Linked DNA regions of Homo sapiens: regions 2 and 3 are each linked to region 1. Evidence: chromatin contacts called from ENCODE Hi-C or POLR2A ChIA-PET data. All regions are on one chromosome and are shown on one strand. The core of a region is the stretch at or near the end of the contact, and the rest is flanking DNA. Distances in the headings are between cores, read along the strand shown. Region 1 holds the start of CPT2 (carnitine palmitoyltransferase 2). Region 2 holds the start of TXNDC12 (thioredoxin domain containing 12). Region 3 holds the start of KTI12 (KTI12 chromatin associated homolog).

Region 1 (3,433 bases), core at 137-2,636:
CCTCAAGAGAGGAGGATTCGATATTCAGTGTTTCTGAATTTCATGCTTAGTTCTTAAGCCATTTCCCATTTGCCCTAAGAAATAAGAGCTGGCAGCAAGCTGCGCTGTTTTTTTCTAAACGGGAAATGGGTTAAGCATTTGTGATCACCACTGAATGAGTGCCAGAGCTGGTTAGTGATCTTCCTGTTCAATCCGAGGTCACCTAACTAGATAACAAAGAGCTGAAACTAAAAGTCCGGTCTCCTGACTCCCAATCCAGTACTCTTTCTGGTGTGCTCCAGCTTCTGGCTCTGCTTAGCCAATTATGGAACAGACAGAATGTACTTGGCTGCCCCAAACGGCTAAAGGGCAGTTCTGTTCCCAAAATGGAATTCTGTTGTGCCTCAAGCTAGGCAGCATAATTGTGTGTCTTTTGGTAACTCCCTGTCTTCTTCTGTAAAATGGGAGTAGAGCCTACTTAATCCTGCAGCTACTTCTAAGATCAGGGATTGGGGCGTGGTGGGCTGTTCTGCAGCTGTTTTGTGATGGATGAGGGATGATAGATCTATGTTCAAGTAGCGGAATCTTAGAGTCAGGAGTTGGAAGGAATCTTGGAGGTGGTCTGTGGTGACAGGAAGCCTCTTCCAATAGACTGAACACGGAAGACTTCCTAGAGCCGGAGGACAAGGGTTTCTTTCCTCTTAGCAGTGAGCTTCTTGTTTTTGGAAATGCTCAAGCCAAGAATGGATGTTCAGGCAGAGGGGATTCCGCTCGGAAGGGGCTTTCTGCACTGAAGTGGTGGCCAGCGGGAAACTCCAGGTTTCCAACTCCTGCACAAATCCTTTCTAATATCCATCCACTCAGGTGAGCTGGCAGGGCAGTAGCTGTGCAGGGTTCAGGGTCATTATATGTCAATGACCTTCAGCACGGATTACTAACAACAGTAACATCCGTTACCGTTTACTGCTTTCCTATTAAGCACCATGCACTGTGCATAACATGTTATCTTTATCTCATATCTAGAATTTTGGGAGGTACTTTGAATCATTACGATCTATCTACTTCTTAGGTGAGGAAATAGAGGTTTAAAATTTAGTCCACAGTCTCGCAAGGATGGAGCCTGGATCAAATTTTGGGTTATCAGATTCCAATCACGTTTCTTAGCTTTTCTTTTTTTTTTCCAACTCCAGTTTCTGTCTTGCTCCAAAAAAGGGGAAGGAGCGGCTGCGGCGCTCGGTTTCCCGCCTCCTAGGGAAGGGAAGGGAGACGAGCAGCGCGGAGGCTGGGGCCCCCTTCCGGGCGGGGCCTACTAGTGGGCGGGGCCTGTCAGTGAGCGGCCCCTGCCCGGAAGGAGCCAGTCCGGGGCGGAGCCGATGGCCTTACAGGGGCCGGAAGTGGCCTGCGGGCGGAGAAGTGCCTCAGGAGTCCTGACGCAGTGTCTTGGGCGCTAACGGCGGCGGCGGCCTTGTGTTTAGACTCCAGAACTCCCCACTTGCCGCGTTCTCGCCGCCGCAGGCTCCCGGGACGATGGTGCCCCGCCTGCTGCTGCGCGCCTGGCCCCGGGGCCCCGCGGTTGGTCCGGGAGCCCCCAGTCGGCCCCTCAGCGCCGGCTCCGGGCCCGGCCAGTACCTGCAGCGCAGCATCGTGCCCACCATGCACTACCAGGACAGCCTGCCCAGGTGAGCCTGGCCTCCGGGTCCCCGCCGCCCGCCGCCGTCCCAGGATCGGCCCCAACCTGACTGCAGTCACTCATGACTCCTCTAGTGAACCCGTTTCCGCCCCCAAGCCCCTACCATGGAGGCTGCCACAGCCCCTAATCTGGAAGTCTTGGGACTTTTCACAATCTCCTAGCACAGGAACCTCAGAACCCTCAAATTCTCTTCCAGAACCCCTCGATGCTATCTCAGATTCTCCATCTTGAACGCTTCTCAGATTCCCTCTCCTTTAACCTAACTTCCAGCCAGCTATCCTGAGTCCTCTTCTCCCTGAAAAATGCCAGACCTGCATATTTCCAGCGCCGCTGTAATCCCTCGACTATGGTGTCTCCTGAAGTACTTTAATGACTGCCTCACATTCCTACCCGGAATATGGGTAGGCTGATTCCTAATACATCATGGTTACCATTCCTTAACTTCTCCCAGCACCGCCTTCACCCCTGTCACTCAGGACCCTCAGCCCCACCTCCCATTTCTCCAGTACTCTGTTCTTTCACCCCCCATGAGCCCCCACAAGCACAGCCCTGAAGTGTTCACCCTTGTCCTCAACTGACCCTCCCCCATGTTTTTAAATCTTTAATCTCCTAAATCCAGTGTTCACCCGGAAACCTTTCACTCTCTCCAAGCCCTCCTCAACAGGTTCCTCCCCTCAAAATATCCTTCCTCACCCACAGTACCCCTTGTAAGTGCAGCTCACCCTCACAGAATTCTAGACACCACCCTCAGTACCCCATCCACACTCCATCATACTCAGATCCAGGGTCCACCCAAATTTCTCTTCTCCTCCTCACCACTGGCTACCCTGCCTTCGAAACACTTCACCCAGAATCGACTTCCCCTCTGAAAAGAGCCCTAGTAAATCCTCTTCCCCTTCCCTCCCCCAGTACTTTCTTAAATCCAGCTTCCAGTTCTTCCAGCCTTCGAACTCCGCTTTCGTCTGAGTTGCCAGATCTCCTTCTTCAATATTAGAAATTTTCTTCACCCTCTAAACCAAACCTAAACTAACTTCTAACTTACTGAGTGAGTAACTCAGTTCCTGGAGCCAAGTTCAAAATTTGTCTCAAAGACCCTTCTCACCTTATTTCTCACCAAACTGCCCTCAGGGATTCCCCACACTCCAAGAGCTAGAGGCCAGGCTTCTTCCCCATGTGTGGAACATTGTGTCACAGGCCTCACCCGAGCTGCTGGGTTGTTTTTCTCTGCATCTGGGACCACTTAACCCAACGTCATCACTACATACCCTCACCCTCTCAGGAGGATCGAGTGATTCTTGTGAAATTACATTTTGTGCAAACATCTAAGACATGAAAATGAGATTATCTACACGTGGCAGGAGGGAGGAAGAAAAAGGGGCTTTGTGCCTGTGGCATAAGCCTGGTACATGCTTCCACCCTGTCAACCTGTGTGTATGAGCTGAGCCAGTATATGGGTGAAAGGTGAGGACTGACAGAACCTGTCTTCACTTGCCAAGTTCAGAGTCAGATGGTCACTGACTTTCAGGCAGGCCTGGGCCCCACCCAGGTTTAAGATCAGAGGGATTTTCTGCACTTTAGAATTGGAAAGCTGGAAAGAATATTCAAGATTATTTATTCCAACCCCATCCATAGCACAGTCTGTAGGAATCTGGAGGTACCAATTCAAACTCCAGTTCAAATAGTACCACTAGTCACCTACGCATAACCTTAAGCAACCAACCTCCCCCAGACCTCCATTACCTTATTTGTAAATTGGGAGTTAGA
Region 2 (3,648 bases), core at 191-2,690, 1.1 Mb before region 1:
ATTTGTCATGCAGTTTCATCACTGAGATGGAAACCCACATATCACCTTCTCCAAAAAGCTTCTCCTGACCTTCATAATTCAAGTGATGCCAGCTCCACCAACCTCCCCAGCCTTTCTACTTCCTATTCCATCACAGTCTTATTGTTTTCCCAGCACTTGTTCCTAGTTGAAACTGTCTTATTAATTTGTTCATGAGTCTACTCTGTCTCTCTGACATGAATATAAGCTCCACCAGAGTAGGAACCTTGTCTGTCCTGTTTACAGCTATATCCCTAGTGCCTAGGACAGTGCCTGAAATATAGGAGGTGATCAAAAATTATTTACGGAATGAAGGAATGATTGCATTCAGGCAAAATGAATGCCCACCCAATCTTATTACTCACCAATAGATGTGAAAATAGAGAGGATAAGAGAAAACAAAAACAGAAGGATTGCAGCAGAATCATTCCATACAGTAAGGTCAGTGAAAAAAAAAAAAGGAAGAGGGGTTGGGATCCATGCTACAATTCATCTACTTAGAAAAGCATAAACTCTGAGTTCACAGACTGTCAGTCCAACTTTCAACTAAGTAAGGGCTGATGAGGAGAGAGGTGTTAAAACTTAGAATGGAGATGTAGGTAATGGATGGAGTAGGGGGCCACACCTCCTAACCTCCATTCATAACCACTGATCGCTCACTTACAAAAAAACTTCGCTGAACCACAGCAAGGACAATTGTTGGGGACCCTTAAACAGCAGACCTTCTACCATTCGCTTGGCTCTTCTTATGCACTAGATACAGCTACCTGGGATGCAGGTGCTGTTTCCCAAAGGCAAGCAAGTGGCAGTAACCTAGCTCTTCGCGGAAGAAGTAACGAGAGAAATCTTCAGACCCAGAACAGGGTCCTCTGCATATGCAGGTCCCCAACGGCTCTATTTCTCCCAGGTGGGAAGGTGACCGTTCCTCAGGACCTCCCAAGTGCTAGGCACTATGCTGGGCTCTTAACATGCTTTCCTTAATTTACGGGCCATTCCTTCCCCCCAATCCAATAATTTAGAGAGGCCTCAAGTACAACTTCTCCATTCCCCAGACCCGCTACTCTCTACCCCAAGAAATCTTCAAACTCCAGGAGCGGTTGGGGAAGATAAAAAGAAATCTGGAGTGGCCTAAGAGTTAGAATGGGAGGGGAACGGTGCTAGGGCAAGAAGAGATTATACTGGGATCAGTATAGTAAAGATCAGTAAAGAGAAGATAAGAACGCGGTCTGACCCTTTCCAAGCCCATTATGTCCATCAGAAGAGATGACGAGGAGCAGGAAACTGAAGCCCAGCAAACAGGTGGCCCCGAGACGAGGCCGCGTCTCCATGGCAGTAGGTGCGCGGGGCCACGGGGCTGAGCGGACGCAGGGCCGGAGTCCCAGCAGACGGTCCACACAGTTCGCCGAGCGCCGCTCAGCACAACACCTCTACTTCCCAGATTTTTTTTTTTCAAACTCTGAAGGAAGTGATGTTAGACGGATGTGGGTGGTGCCTCCGGGGTCCGGTTTGGGATGGAGTGAGCTTAAAGGTGCAGATCACGTAGAAGGGTACGAGAGCTGTTCTCGAGCGCGAGTTGCTTTTCGTGGATTCTGGGTGTCCAGGTCCCGGGACGGAGCGGGAAAATGTAGGCCAAGATAGTAGGGGCGGGGGAGAGGTTCGGGAGAACCGTTGCTCCTCGCGTCCGCCACCCAGTCCAGCCCCTCCCCCCAAGAACCGCTGCACTTCCTAGTCAAAAGCAAATTATTGATTCGTGAGGTCAGTCGCTCCCAACAGTGGGCGGATTGCCCACTGGCCTCGGATTCTCCTTACCCCTCCACAAATCAAGACTGGACAACTGGATTTCATTGTTAGGTTCCTGCGAGGGTCTCTGAGGAGACCTGGCAAGCCTGTTCTGCGGTGCGTGGGCTCGTGCCGTGCAGACATGCACTTTCCCGCTGGAGAAGCTCTGTACCTTATTTTTCCTTGCAACCGCAAATCTTCTACTCAGGGATGATGCAACCAACTGATGCAAGCTCCAAGAAAACCAAACTTGGGACCTCTTATTGCAAAACTGACTTAGGTGGACTTAGGACACCAGGATATAAGTCACTGCAGGCTAAAGTGTAAAGCTTCTGGTTATTTTTCTTGTAGCTTGAGGATTTCTTCCCAATTTTTCCCCTTCGCTGTATAACAAACAGGTGAAAATGTCCGGTCTTTTTCTTCCTGGTACTAGTTGAGTCCTAAAGTCCGTACTTAATGCATAGCGAAAAAGCGACCTAACAAAAGTACACACCCAAATAAAAACATACCGACCACCCTTTTATTAGGTTCCCTAAAATTGTAGGCAGGGACACAACAGAACGCTCGGGAGACTGCAAGCCCCAGGATGCCGCGCGGCCACCTGCACCTGCCGCCACTAGCACTAAGAGGGATGCGCAAAGCAGGCGGGGCGTTGGAGTTCAGATGTTCGCTCCCGGGATAGGCTGCCCCGGAGAGGGAGAGGCGGGGTCGGCTGTATCACGTGGATCTGCTCCCGCCGCCGCCGCCGCCGCCGTCGTCTTTCTCTGTCTCGGCTGAGGCAGCCATCTTTCTCTTGCCGCGTGCTGGTGTTGGAGGACCCTCCCTGCTTCAGGTGAGACCCCCGGCGGTCCCGCCACTTCACGGCCATAGGCCGCTGCGCACGGTCTCCCCCCGCCCTCCCCTTCCGACACCCGCCAACCGCTCAGGCTGCCACTTCCGCCGTGGTGCGGCGAGCGGGGGCGGAGGCGGCTGGCTTGGCCTGTCGGTTACCGGCGGCGCAGCTGGGGGTCGGCACCTGTGGGAAGGTCCCCAGCACCACCGCCCCCTGTGGGAGCGAGCGGGCCCGCCCTGTTGCCGCCCAGACCCTGTCCCAGGAGGCAGGTGGACGCCCCTCCTCTGTTCCATTACTCCTTGCTCACAACAGCAGTGTTGTGTGCTTTGAGCTTTATACAGGCTCTCTGTTGTCATCTCATTTGATGCTCCCAGTCTACAGATAGGGAAGCTGAGGTTACCACTTCCCGCCCTTGAGTCCAGGGAACCGAACTCAGTTACAGCACTCTTCACCTTGTAATGGCAGTGTTTGTTTACAAGTCGGCGTCCCTTGCCCATCTTTATAACCCCCCTCCCACTGCCTGCTGACCGACAGGCTCAGTGTTGCACAGCTAGTGAATGGCGGTTTCAACTTCCGTTCCCACATTCTTGCAGTTTACCATAGTTGTCCCCTCGGGAGTGGTAACAATAGTTACCAGTAACTGTGTATCTTCTGTGAACCATTCCCTGTGGTTGATAATGTTTTAACCCTCAAAACAACCCTGTGAAGTACGTGGTGTTATACCTTTCCAAATGCAGGAGGAATACAAGTTCAGAGAAGAAAAATACCTTTCCCAACTGGTAGAACCTTGGTCTTTCTGATTCCAAAGCCTGTGCTTGTCTTAGAGAAACCCTACATAATAAAAAGTCAGGACTCAAGGTTGCAATTATTTTTATCTCTGTGTAAACATGATGTATGTGAAAGTGCCTACCACAATGCTTCTAACTTAGGCACTTAATAAATATAAACCTGTTTACACCCTTTCTTGAGTCCTTGAGAACAGTGCTAAAAGATCCTGGAATCCCCAAGGAAGAACTCAT
Region 3 (3,760 bases), core at 914-3,413, 1.2 Mb before region 1:
CGCCCAACTAATTTTTGTACTGTTAATAGAGACGAGGTTTTGCCACGTTGGCCAGGCTGGTCTCGAACTCCTGACCTCGATTTTGGACTCCCAAAGTGCTGGGATTACAAGTATGAGCCACCACACCCGGCTTCTCACCACATATCTCAAGAGCAAAAACACTGTATCTAATTGGTCTTTGAAAATCACAGCCACTGTTAAAGTAGGTACCTACCATTTGTTCAATGAAATCAATGAAGAATGAAAGACAAGCTTACAATGATATTTGCCTTGAAATGCAGAATGAAGCAAAACAGTTACGGAAATTGTCATAATATAATTACTGTAGAGTAGCTCAAAACATCTACTCTCTCAGAACTATCAAAATACTACTTCACTTAAAGGCAGAACAATGACAAGTATACCTAAAATGTTACATGAAGTTACACAGGGAACATTAAGTGAAAGAGATTCCAGTAGACTATTTTAAAAGATTTTATTAGAGGAAATAATCTAGTAGATAACTTTCTTACTTCCACAAAAACAAAGTTTCTCAAGGATACAAACCAATGGATTTATCTGTGAACTCGGTCCCAGAATAGAAACTAGCAAAAAGTCAGTACAGTACTCAAAAAATACTTTTGTGGTATGAAAAAAGGGCAGGTGCAGATGTAGAACTGTACCATCTTCAGTTTCTGTTCACAATTGTTTTAAAACAATTCTCATCTATCCAGTCTGCTCTCCCACGCCTCAGATGAGGGAAGCCAATGGTCAATGCTCTGTGATAGCCCAAGTAGGATCCAATCTAGGTAATCCCTGTCCACCTTAGCTCTGTCCTCTGAGGGATTTGCCAGGTTGCACCACAATAGTTCTCCATTCTCTTTAGTCTGAACTTATGCTGTAAACCCAAGGCCTGGCACAGGGGTATGCAGGAAAGTTTGAGTGAATCAGTCACAACAGCTCTAGTACAGTACTGCATCGATATGCTCTGGAGACCTGCAGCCTATTTTTCCCAGAGAAATAAAGTGGAGTGGAGATCAGAAGCCATGGCTTCCCCCCTACCTCCTCTGGTCAGTGCAGGCTCTGGCTCAAATACTGAAGAAACATGTTGGCCAGTTGCGGCAAGTTCTCATTGTTGGGATGCATTTTAGTGTACGAAATAAACTGGCGACGAAGGCGACTCAGTTCTGCCATGGTCAAGGGCCGGGTAAACCGCAAGTGCTCTGTGGTACCAGGAAGCGTGAGCAAGTCCCCGGGGACAGCGCTCTTCTGCGCTTCCATCAATCCGGCCAGTACTTGACTCGTGACCTGGTCCAACTGGTGCAGAAAGCTGCCGGAGGCGAGGGGCTGGGACTGCGTAGACTGATGGGGTGGTGGGGCCCGGTTCTCAAACAGGGCAGAGCGGATCCCCGCCAGGGGCAACGGCTCCTCTAGGCCCACCAAAGTGAATAAAGGCCGGTCCCAGCGATTCCGAGAATCGGGAGCCTCAAAGCGCAGCGTTAGGGCCTCCAGGAGTTCGGGAGAGTAAAAGGCACCGGACCCATGCTTTGCAGATTTCTCTGAATCCGGAGTCACAAGAGCTGGAGACTCCGCAGCCCCGGATTCTTCTCGCTCCAGTTCCTTGGGTACGTCGGCCTGGGCACTTCCATTTACTACAGAGTCCGCAGTATGCAGTTCCCTGAGGACGCTGCTGCCCGCCGCCTGGGCTCTCCCGTCCTCCTCAGCGCGTGGCCGCCAACTCACACTGACGTTCCGGCCAGGGTTCTCGTTCGCGCCCGCCACCTGAGGTCCCGCGATCGGGCCGCCGGGCCGTACGCAGTAGACCAGGCAGAGCGGGGTGCGCGCCGCCCGTGCCAGGCAGTAGAGCTCGTAACGGAAACCTTTGATGTAGTTAAGCGAGTCCAGGATGACCACGTCGTGGCGACTCAGGCGCCGTTCCACGGAGGCTCGCAGAGCTCCACGCAATGCCTTCTCACGGGCAGAATCGCCGTACACCGCTGGGTCCTCTGCGCCCAGGACAGCTGCGTCGTCCACCACGTACACCGCGCGGCCCTCGGCAGCCAGCGCCACGCGCAACTCTTCAGCACGCCGGCTCTTGCCGCTGTACGGCAGCCCGCAAAACACCACGAGCGGCATCCTCTCAGGGAGCGACCATTGGCAACCGCGCTGCGCCAACTTCCGGGTTGTACGCGTCTCCGACGTAAGCCGGAAGTGCAAACTGCTCTTCCTGTCTCCCTTGACTTTTACAGACCCTCTTGTTTCTATGGAAACAGGAGTTCTACGCCAGCTAGGCCCAGGTTCAGCTTTCTCAGAAAGGAGATACAGAGACTATAATGGCATCAGTTATTTATGCCAAATGTTATAGGCCTCAGGAGAATGTGATCTTCCTGCAGCGAAAGACTGCCCGTCCATTTTATTAATAAGGCCTAAGGGGCATTAAATATTGTAAGCAATCAGCACTATATTTAGCATATAGAAGGCAATTAATAAATGCTGGTTCTCCTTCATTCCTCCTCTTAAACCTACTGGCTCTCAGTAAATGTTTATTCAATTACCATTTCAATCATTCAACATCTCCAAGGTTGGGAATTCAGAGATGAACATAAAACGCTTTCCCCACAAAAGATAAAAGGTCTGAATGGGAAGGATCAGGCGCCTACAATCAGAGTAATAAATACTATAATGGATAGATGCAGGTGAGGTTATAAAAGAACAGAAGGGAAAAACAAACTACCCAGAGAAATCACTGAAGACTTTATGTAGAAATAGTCATTTGACTTAGAACTTGAAAGACAAATAGGAATTTTTCTCCTTAGTAGGGTTGCCAGATAAAATACAGGATGCCCAGTTACATTTGAATTTCAGATAAACACCAAAAACATTTTTAAGCTTAAGTGTGTCCCAAATATTGCATAGACATATTTAAAATTATTTGGTGCTTATCTAAACTTCAAATTTAACTGGGCATCTTTAATTTATTATTATTATTTATTTTTTCTTTTTTAGAGATGAGGTTGTATGTTGCTAAGGCTGGTCTCAAACTCCTGGGCTCAAGTAATTGTGCCACCTCTGCCTCCCAAAGTACTGGGAATACAGGTGTGTGAGCCAAGGTGCCTGGCCTGCATCCTTTATTTTATTTTATTATTATTATTTTTTGAGATGGAGCCTCGCTCTGTCACCCAGCCTGGACCACAGTGGTATGATCTCAGCTCCCTGCAACCTCCACCTCCTGAGTTCAAGCGATTCTCCTGTCTCAGCCTCCCAAGTAGCTGGGACTATGGGTGTGCGCCACCATATCTGGCTAATTTTTGTATTTTTAGTAGAGACGGGGTTTCACTATGTTGGCCAGGCTGGTCTCAAACTCCTGACCCCAGGTGATCCACTGGCCTTGGCTTCCCAAAGTGCTGGGGTTAAAGGCATGAGCCACTGTGCCTGGCCATCCGTTATTTTTATTTGCTCAATCTGGCAACTCTATTATTGTAGGTTTGAGACCCAGAGCCATGAAACTGTTGGATCTCTTGTATAAACAGCAAGCACTATAGGATGGTAGGTGCAGAAATGTGAGTGTGCCTGTGCATGTGTGTATATTGTAGATGCACATATACTGGGGTCTTTGTATCTCTCTTGTACAGTATAGTAAAAAACATTCAAGTCTTGGCTCCTCCACTTACTAGTGTTGTAACTACTGGCAAATTATGTAACTTTTCTGTACTTCAATTTCCCCTTCTATAAAATAACAACTGCTATTTCACAGGTTTACCAATCTGTAGGTTGTTGTGAG

What was found. A loop is a pair of places that touch in the nucleus more often than their neighbours do. ChIA-PET counts read pairs that join two places held with the same protein, here RNA polymerase II (POLR2A). Pooled maps may share reads with other maps.
Region 2: a loop to region 1 is called in a map of B cell, with 17 times the contacts of the local background. The contact joins the promoter of TXNDC12 here to the promoter of CPT2 in region 1. A Hi-C loop is called at or near these places in 2 of 168 maps with a recorded cell type or tissue (B cell and CD4-positive, alpha-beta T cell), 2 of 37 single-sample maps with no recorded cell type and 15 of 50 pooled maps.
Region 3: a loop to region 1 is called in a map of CD8-positive, alpha-beta T cell, with 3 times the contacts of the local background. The contact joins the promoter of KTI12 here to the promoter of CPT2 in region 1. A Hi-C loop is called at or near these places in 1 of 168 maps with a recorded cell type or tissue (CD8-positive, alpha-beta T cell), 1 of 37 single-sample maps with no recorded cell type and 7 of 50 pooled maps. POLR2A ChIA-PET finds 5 or more read pairs at or near these places in 1 of 52 experiments (activated CD8-positive, alpha-beta T cell).

Annotation. Positions count from the first base shown.
Region 1 is chr1:53,195,438-53,198,870 of GRCh38, forward strand. It overlaps CPT2 (carnitine palmitoyltransferase 2), which reads left to right and starts at 1,387. Exons shown (of 5, transcript NM_000098.3): 1 at 1,387-1,658. The coding sequence starts at 1,507. RefSeq lists a silencer at 1,371-1,730.
Region 2 is chr1:52,053,751-52,057,398 of GRCh38, forward strand. It overlaps TXNDC12 (thioredoxin domain containing 12), which reads right to left and starts at 1,441. Exons shown (of 7, transcript NM_015913.4): 1 at 1,250-1,441. The coding sequence starts at 1,346. It overlaps BTF3L4 (basic transcription factor 3 like 4), which reads left to right and starts at 2,545. Exons shown (of 6, transcript NM_152265.5): 1 at 2,545-2,629. RefSeq lists silencers at 1,465-1,869, 2,730-2,969 and enhancers at 2,035-2,748, 2,749-3,460.
Region 3 is chr1:52,031,647-52,035,406 of GRCh38, forward strand. KTI12 (KTI12 chromatin associated homolog) reads right to left here and starts at 2,164. Exons shown (of 1, transcript NM_138417.3): 1 at 457-2,164. The coding sequence starts at 2,115. The coding sequence ends at 1,051. The region is part of intron 2 of TXNDC12 (thioredoxin domain containing 12); the gene reads right to left. RefSeq lists an enhancer at 1,871-2,170.